Linked DNA regions of Homo sapiens: region 1 is linked to region 2. A link is an interaction called in ENCODE POLR2A ChIA-PET data of the cell type or tissue named here. Cell type or tissue: GM12878. All regions are shown on one strand.

Evidence for each region. Peaks named below come from ENCODE experiments on the same cell type or tissue, not always from the same donor. Only the 100,000 strongest peaks of a DNase experiment are listed, where the experiment ranks them.
Region 1: POLR2A ChIA-PET joins it to region 2 with 5 read pairs; 5 of 35 experiments call an interaction of 5 or more read pairs at or near these places.

What each region holds. Positions count from the first base shown.
Region 1 is chr5:139,457,018-139,461,017 of GRCh38, forward strand. ECSCR (endothelial cell surface expressed chemotaxis and apoptosis regulator) reads right to left here. Exons shown (of 10, transcript NM_001077693.4): 2 at 1,122-1,166; 3 at 740-790; 4 at 528-587. Among named protein-coding and RNA genes, the nearest start is that of ECSCR, 3.7 kb to the right of the region's middle. RefSeq lists enhancers at 474-533, 3,908-4,000. In GM12878, a CTCF peak has its summit at 835 (motif pointing left); DNase peaks (open chromatin) are centred at 1,178, 1,954, 2,554, 3,084 and 1 weaker place; H3K4me3 peaks cover 421 bases; H3K27ac peaks cover 2,425 bases.
Region 2 is chr5:139,578,771-139,582,770 of GRCh38, forward strand. The region is part of intron 1 of UBE2D2 (ubiquitin conjugating enzyme E2 D2); the gene reads left to right. Among named protein-coding and RNA genes, the nearest start is that of UBE2D2, 19 kb to the left of the region's middle. In GM12878, no CTCF peak of the experiment used is centred here; no DNase peak of the experiment used is centred here; H3K27ac peaks cover 362 bases.

The sequences.
Region 1 (4,000 bases), 120 kb before region 2:
GGGGCCTGCGCGGCCTTCTTTGGAGCTGCCGTGAATGAGGAAGCACACTCGGGCCTGCTCAGGGCCTTGGCCGGCATGTGCACCGGGTGGGCTCTTCAGTCCAAAATCTTCCTCTTCTTTCCTGCTTTCAGTTCTAGAAGGGGCCATTCTCTTGTTCACCTCTGGGCAGTTCCCTCTGCCTGGAATAAGCCCCACTACTCTCCACCCCACCTGGAATAAGCCCCACTACTCTCTACCCCACAGCCTCCACATGCTCAGCTGACCCCTTCTCAGCTCGGCTTCAGAAGCTGCTTCTGGGAGTCATCCCTGGCCCCCGAGTCTGAAGTGACTGACATGTGCCTGGGCTCCCACACTTCTGCTGGTGCCCACCGCAGCCCTTCTCACCCTGCATGTCATCCTCAGTGTGAGGGTCTATTTCCTTGTCTGTTCCCGCTCGCCCCAGTCTATATTCTCTTTTAGAGCAGAAACTGTTGGGGTCCTCACTGGGCCCTCCCTGGATGGCATTTGTAGTCTGAATGACACAGTACCTGGGGTACCAGTGCTGGACAGATGGCTTGGCCTGTTAGCCTCTGAGGAAGGGATGTATCCTGCAAGGACAGAGGCAGATAGGGAGTGGGAGGTGGGGTAGGTTTGGTGACACCACACTCCCTGTCCCACCCAAGAACCCCTGGGCTCCAAGCAGGTCTGAATGAATGGGTGTGGGGCAGGAGCAGGGACCTCAGCAACCACACTCACTCACCTGGGTTGGAAGAAACTGGCTCTGTGGTCAGACTTAGACCGCCAAGGCCTCCTGAAACAGAACATCTGAGGCTGAGGGGTGCACCGCCTCCTACTGTTCCATCTCCCTCTCTTGTTCCCTAGATCTGTGTGTCTTTCTCCCTACCCCATCCCCCACCCCTCATTCCCAACCATTCACCTCTTTTTTCTTTCAAGGTACATTAGACTCAGCTAGGCTGAAAAAAAATCCTTAGATGAGCTCAGCCTTGGTGAGTCCTGAGAGCTCCCGCTCCAGCTGCGGCCCCAGCCCCCTGAGGTTAAGGCTAAATTGGCATAGAGCTCCTCTCACCCTTCCTAAGCTCCTAGGCCTACACGCTGGAGTAGACCCATGTGTTTGGTCTTACCCTGAGAGCTAGAGGTCTGGGTCATTGTGGGCTGGGAGTTGTGGCCTGCAAGAGAAAGCAAAACACATAGCTTGGTAAGTCCCCTGCCCAGCACAGAGCCTAGAAAGGAACCCTTAGAATGCCTTCTGGCCCAGCCTGGGCAACATAGCAAGACCCTGTCTCTAAAAAAAAATTTTGTTTTGTTTTGTTTTTTTTTTTTTTTTAAATTCTCCAGGCACAGTAGTGCACACCTGGAGTCCTAGCTACTCAGGAGGCTGAGGTGGCAGGATTGCTTGAGACCAGAAGGTTGAGGCTGGCTGCAGTGAGCTATGATTGCACCACTACACTCCAGCCTGGGCAACAGGTGGAGACCCTATCTCAACAAAAAAAAAAAAAAAAAAAAAAAAAAAAAAAAAGAAAGAAAAAGAAAAAAGAAAAGAAAACACTGGCCAGGTGCGGTGGTTCACACCTGTAATCCCAGCACTTAGGGAGGCTGAGGTGGGTAGATCACTTGAGGTCAGGAGTTCAAGACTAGCCCGGCCAACATGGTGAAACCCTGCCTCTATTAAAAATACAAAAATTAGCAGGCCTGATGGCACACGCCTGTAATCCCAGCTGCTTGGGAGGCTGAGGCATGAGAATCGCTTGAACCCGGGAGGTAGAGGTTGCAGTGAGCTGAGATCATGCCATTGCACTCCAGCCTGGGAGACAAAGTGAGACTCTGTCTCAAAAAAAAAAAAAAAGAAAAGAAAACAGAAAAAAACGTTTTGGCTTTCTAAGCCTACCATGCTGGAAGGCAGACACACTAGGCAGAGGACTAAAGGATGTGGGCTGTGGCTCACGGTGCTGGCTTCCTCTGAGACTGTGACTCAATAGCAACATCACCACCACCTCATGGCTCAGAGTCCCGAAGTCCTTCCCTGTCTCTTCAATCTGACATGGGCATTTTACCAACCTGATGCAGAGTCAGGAGAAGGTTATTTTAAACTAGTGACATTTCTAAGGACAGAAGATCAATGACCTGCCACACCTAGACAAGGAAGGGCCCAGGACTCCAGGTCTCTAGGCTAATGTTTACCTTAAGCTACTGTCACCCTGGTCCTGCCCCCAGGGAAGGGGCTGAGAGACGGGAAGGTGAGTGAGATGGGGATGGGGATTAGGGCTTGTATCTTGCCTAGAGGTAGGGGCCTGTGCAGAAAGTAAGTTCTGAGGTATATATAGGAGGCAGGGAAGCTCTAGCATGAGCAACCCATTCACTCTCACAGGCAGAGGATACATAGGAAATGGTTGTTATTGACCAAACCCAGAGAGGGGTCAGTCACCAAGAGTCCCCAATCAGAAGCCCTCACTGGCTTTTTTGTATGTACACGTGTGTCTGCGGGGCTCTATGCAAATGTATGTGCATGCTCGTGTGCCCTTGTGTGTGTCCCGCTGTGTATGTGGAACCTGAAAGGTCAGGTTGTATTTGCTCATTTTCCACAATGAAATCATTCTTGAAACCTGTGAACAATGTGAAAGGAAAACAACGTGGGGAAGTGGAGCCGCCCAGCTGGGTTCCCGTCCCTCTGCTTGAGCAGGGACTACAGCCCCTGGCCTGGCTCTGCTGCTCCCTTGGTCTCTCAGCATCAGGGGAGCATTCAGCCCAGGCCTGGGTGGACAGAGGCGGCTGGGTGCCAGGGGCCCACCCCAGCCTGTGGCAACCTGCTGCTCTGCTTATTTTCCTTAAGCCACTGCCTTCCTCCATGGGGCTATCATCTGGATAGTGTAGAATTAATTGCTTCCAAGTGTAAAATTACCAAACCCTGGGCCATGTTTTTCTAGATCACCATTTCTGAGAGCCCCATTCCCTTGTTGGCGAGAGGGGGATGGTCAAGAGGGGAGTCAAAATTTATAGGAAGCCCAGGCTAGAGAAAACCCTTTCTAGCTGGGGAGGACCCTTGGAGAATCCTTTTAACCCAAGGCATGTCCTGAAAACATGTATCAGTTACTAATCCAGCATATGTAATGTATTTTTTGTTTTTTTTTTTTCGTTTTGAGACAGAGTTTCGCTCTTGGTCACCCAGGCTGGAGTGCAGTGGCGCGATCTCAGCTCACTGCAACCTCCGCCTCCCGGGCTCAAGCTATTCTCCTGTCTCAGCCTCCTGAGTAGCTGGGATTACAGGCGCCTGCCACCATGCCCGGCTAATTTTTGTATGTTTAGTAGAGATGGGGTTTCACCATGTTGGCCAGGCTGGTCTCAAACTCCTGACCTCAGGTGATCCATTCGCCTCAGCATCCTAAATGCTGGGATCACAGGCGTGAGCCACCGAGCCTGGCCTAATGTACTATCTAAATGCTGTAAGGTTATAACTTAGTTTTTGGTGGGAAGGTACAGGGAAGGCACAGGGAACTGCCTTCCTGCATTTATCTAGAAAGAAAATTATTCAGTGGCTTGGGAGGAGTTCCAAAGTCACAAGCTTCAAGACCCTGCTCTTTCTTTGCCTCTTGCCCCTCCCACTACCCAAACTTTTTGTCACCAACAAAGATTTCTCTGTGGGTAAGGGAGGGACTTAGGGAGCATCTGTGTCTACAGCCGAGGGTGTCTCTGACCACTGGGCCTGCAGATTCCCAAAGAACTCTAGCCACAGGAATTTTTGATTTCCCAGGTCTCCCCTCTCTAATTCTGTCTGCTTTATCCCCTTCTAGTCTATCTCCACACACACCCCTCCCCATTTTTTCCTCAAAAGCATAGTTTAGAAGTTAAAATCGTGGATTTTAATCGAGCCTGGCAAGCCTGAGTTCAAGTCCTGGCTTTGTCGCTGTCTGACCTAGGCCTCAGTTTTCTTTACTTTGAAGTACAAGTGACCAGCCTGGGCAACATGGTAAAACCTTGTCTCTACAAAAAAATGCAAAAATTAGCT
Region 2 (4,000 bases):
TATGATCCCATGGCTGCAGTATCAGAGAATGAGGTTATTGCCTTTCCATGTACCTTATTTCGTTGACTCTGAAACACATCAATTGAAAGATGTACCATTATTCTACTAAGAAGGAAAGTATATTTAGTGCCAATTAAGCTGACATGCCATTGATTATATGCAGCTTGATTTCAGCTATGTTTTATTTTTGTTTATTTATTTATTTATTTATTTTTGAGACGAAGTCTCACTCTGTTGCCCAGGCTGGAGTGTAGTGGCACAATCTCAGCTCACTGCAACCTCTGCCTCCCAGGTTCAAGTGATTCTCCTGCCTCAGCCTCCTGGGTAGCTTGAATTACAGGTGTGTGCCACCACACCCAGCTAATTTTTGTATTTTAATTTTTTAAATTTTTTTGAGATGGAGTTACGCTTTTGTTGCCCAGGCTGGAGTGCAATGGTGCGATCTTGGCTCGCTGCAACCTCTGCCTCCCCGGTTCAAGCAATTCTCCTGCCTCAGCATCTTGAGAAGCTGGGATTACAGGCATGCGCCACCACACCCGGTTTATTTTGTATTTTTAGTAGAGATGGGGTTTCTCCATGTTGGTCAGGCTGGTCTCGAACTCCCGACCTCAGGTGATCCACCTGCCTTGGCCTCCCAAAGTGCTGTGATTACAGGCGTGAACCACTGTGCCTGGCCTAATTTTTGTATTTTTAGTAGAGATGGGGTTTTGTCTTGCTAGCAAGGCTAGGCTGGTTTGGGAACTCCTGACCTCAAGATGATCCGCCCACCTTGGCCTCCCAAAGTGCTGGGATTACAGGCATGAACAACTGTGTCCAGCCTCAGCTATGTTTTTTTTAAAAAGTCTTACAATCAGTGACAGTCACTGTAATTGTAACTATCTGGTTCTTCAACAGATATTTACTGGGCAGTTTTCATGGACCAGGCACTGTGCAAAAAGCTGGAAGTCAGGTCCCTATTTGTTACTGGGTCAAGAGACATTAAATAATCACATAGATGTTGGGCGCGGTGGCTCACATCTGTAATCCCAGCACTTTGGAAGGCCGCGGTGGGCAGATCACGAGGTCAGGAGTTCGAGACCAGCCTGGCCAACATGGTGAAACCCTGTCTCTACTAAAGATACAAAAAATTAGCCGGGCATGGTGGCACGCGCCTGTAATCCCAGCTACTCGGGAGGCTGAGGCAGGAGAATTGCTTGAACCTGGGAGGCAGAGTTGCAGTGAGCTGAGATCATGCCGTTGCACACCTGCCTGGGCAACAGAGCGAGACTCCCTCTCAAAAAAAAAAAAAAAAGTTGTTCCCATAGATAAGGCTCATGTCTGTAATCTTAGTACTTTTTTTTGAGACAGAGTCTCACTCTTGTCACCCAGCATTGAGTGCAATGGAGCAACCATAGCTTACTGCAGCCTCAACTTCCTGGGCTCAGGTGATTCTCCAGGCATGTACCATCATGCCCAGCTAATTTTTTGTATTTTTATTAGAGGTGGGGTTACATCATGTTGCCCAGGCTGGTCTCGAACTCCCGGGCTCAAGTGTTACGCCCACCTCAGCCTTCCAAAGTGCTGAGATTACAGTCGTGAGTCACCCTGCCTGGCCAATCCTATCATTTTGAATGGCTGAGGAGAGTGGATGGCTTGAGTCCAGGAGTATAAGGCCAGCTGGGACAGCGTAACAGAGTGAGACCCTGTTTCTACAAATTTTTTTCTTTTTTGAAACGGAGTCTCGCTGCGTGACCCAGGCTGGAGTGCAGTGGCGCGATCTCGGCTTACTGCAACCTCCGCCTCCCGGGTTTAAGCAATTCTCCTGCCTCTGGGACCACAGGCATGTGCCACCACACCCGGCTAATTTCTTGTATTTTTAGTAGAGACGGAGTTTCACCATGTTAGCCAGATGATCTCGATCTCCTGACGTCATGATCCACCCATCTCAGCCTCCCAAAGTGCTGGGATTACAGGCGTGAGCCACCGTGCCCAGCCACTACAAAATATTTTTTAAAATAAGCAACACCCAGGTGTGGTGGCATGTGCTGGTAGTCTCAGCTCACTCGGGATGCTAAGGCAGTATTGCATGAGCGTAGTTTAAGGTTTCAGTGAGCTATGATTCACACCACTGTTCTCCAGCCTGAGCGACAGAGTGAGACTCTGTCTCAAATAATAATAATCACACAGACAAATAGGAACTGTATAAAGTTGTTAAAGCAACCTGGGCTTTACCGTAGTACTTAATAAGAAATAAATTGAAATGGCGGAAAAGGGCTTCTGGGAAGGTCTCTAAGGGCAATATTTAAGTGAAGCCTGAAGGTGGATGTGGGGGAGGAGAGGATGGGAAGAATATTCTAGGCAGAGTGTTCCTATAGTCCTGGAGTGGTTGAAATTTAAAAGTTAATTAAGAAAAAGTAGACTGGGCGTGGTGGCTCACGCCTGTAATCCCAGCACTTTGGGAGGCCGAGGCGGGTGGATCATGAGGTCAGGAGTTTGAGACCAGCCTGGCCAAGATGGTGAAACCCCATCTCTACTAAAAATAACAAAAAATTAGCCGGGTGCGGTGGTGAGCGCCTGTAATCCCAGCTACTGAGGAGGCTGAGGCAGGATAATCGCTTGAACCCAAGAGGCGGAGGTTGCAGTGAGCCGAGATCACGCCACTGCACTCTAGCCTGGGTGACAGAGCAAGACTCCGTCTCAAAAAAAAAAAGTAGAGGTTGAGCATTCCTTATCCAAAATGCTTAGGACGCTAAGTGTTTCAGATTTTGAATTTTTTCGGATTTTGGAATATTTGCATATACATAATGAAATGAGATATCTTGGGGATGGGACCCAAGTCTAAACACAGAATTGATTTATGTTTCATATAGGCCTTGCACAATTTTTTGGAGCCTGAACATAATTTTATGTAGTTTGTTTGTTTGTTTGTTTGTTTTTGAGATGGAGTCTCGATCCGTCACCCACGCTGGAGTGCAGTGGTGCAGTCTTGGCTCACTGCAACCTCTGCCTCCCGAGTTCAAGCTATTCTCCTGCCTCAGCCTCCCGAGTAGCTGGGATTACAGGCGCGCGCCACCATGCCTGGGTAGTTTTTGTATTTTTAGTAGAGACGGAGTTTCACTATGTTGGTCAGGCTGGTTTCAAACTCCTGACCTTGTGATCTGGCCGCCATGGCCTCCCAAAGTGCTGGGATTGCAGGCGTGAGCTACTGTGCCAGCTGTTTTTTTGGGGTTTTTTTTTGTTTTTGTTTTTTTTTGAAGATAGAGTCTCACTTTGTTGCCCAGGCTGGAGTGCGATGCAATAGTGTGATCATGGCTGATGGCAGTCTTAAACTCCAGTGCTCAAGCCATCCTCCCAAGGACTGTAGGCACTGTGGTGTACAGGTGTATAGGCACTGCCGCCCAGCTAATTTTGTAGAGACAAGGCCTCACTATGTTGTCTAGGCTGGTGTTGAACTCCTGGACTCAAGTCATCCTTCTGCCTTGGCCTCCAAAGTGCTAGGATTATAGGCCTTACACAATTTTTTTTTTTTTTGAGATGGAGTTTTGCTCTGTTGCCCAGGCCGGAGTGCAGTGGTATGATCTTAGCTCACTGCAGCCTCTGCTTCCTGGTTTCAGGTGACGTCCAGCTAATTTTGTATTTTTAGTAGAGACGGGGTTTCACAATGTTGGCCAGGCTGGTCTTGGACTCCTGACCTCAAGTGATCCTCCCACTTCGGCCTCCCAGAGTGCTGAGATTACAGGCGTGAGCCACTGTGCCTGGCCTTTACACAATATTTTAAATAATTTTGTTCATGAAATAAAATTTAACAGTGTTTTAACTGCTGCCTACCACATGCGACCAGGTGTGGAATTTTCTACTTGTGGCATTATGTCAGCACTCAGAAAAACTTTCAGATTTCGAAGCGATTTAGATTCGAATTTTTTTTTTTTTTTTTTTTTTGAGACAGAGTCTTGCTCTGTCGCCCAGGCTGGAGTGCAGTGGCTCAATCTCGGCTCACTGCAAACTCCACCTCCTGGGTTCA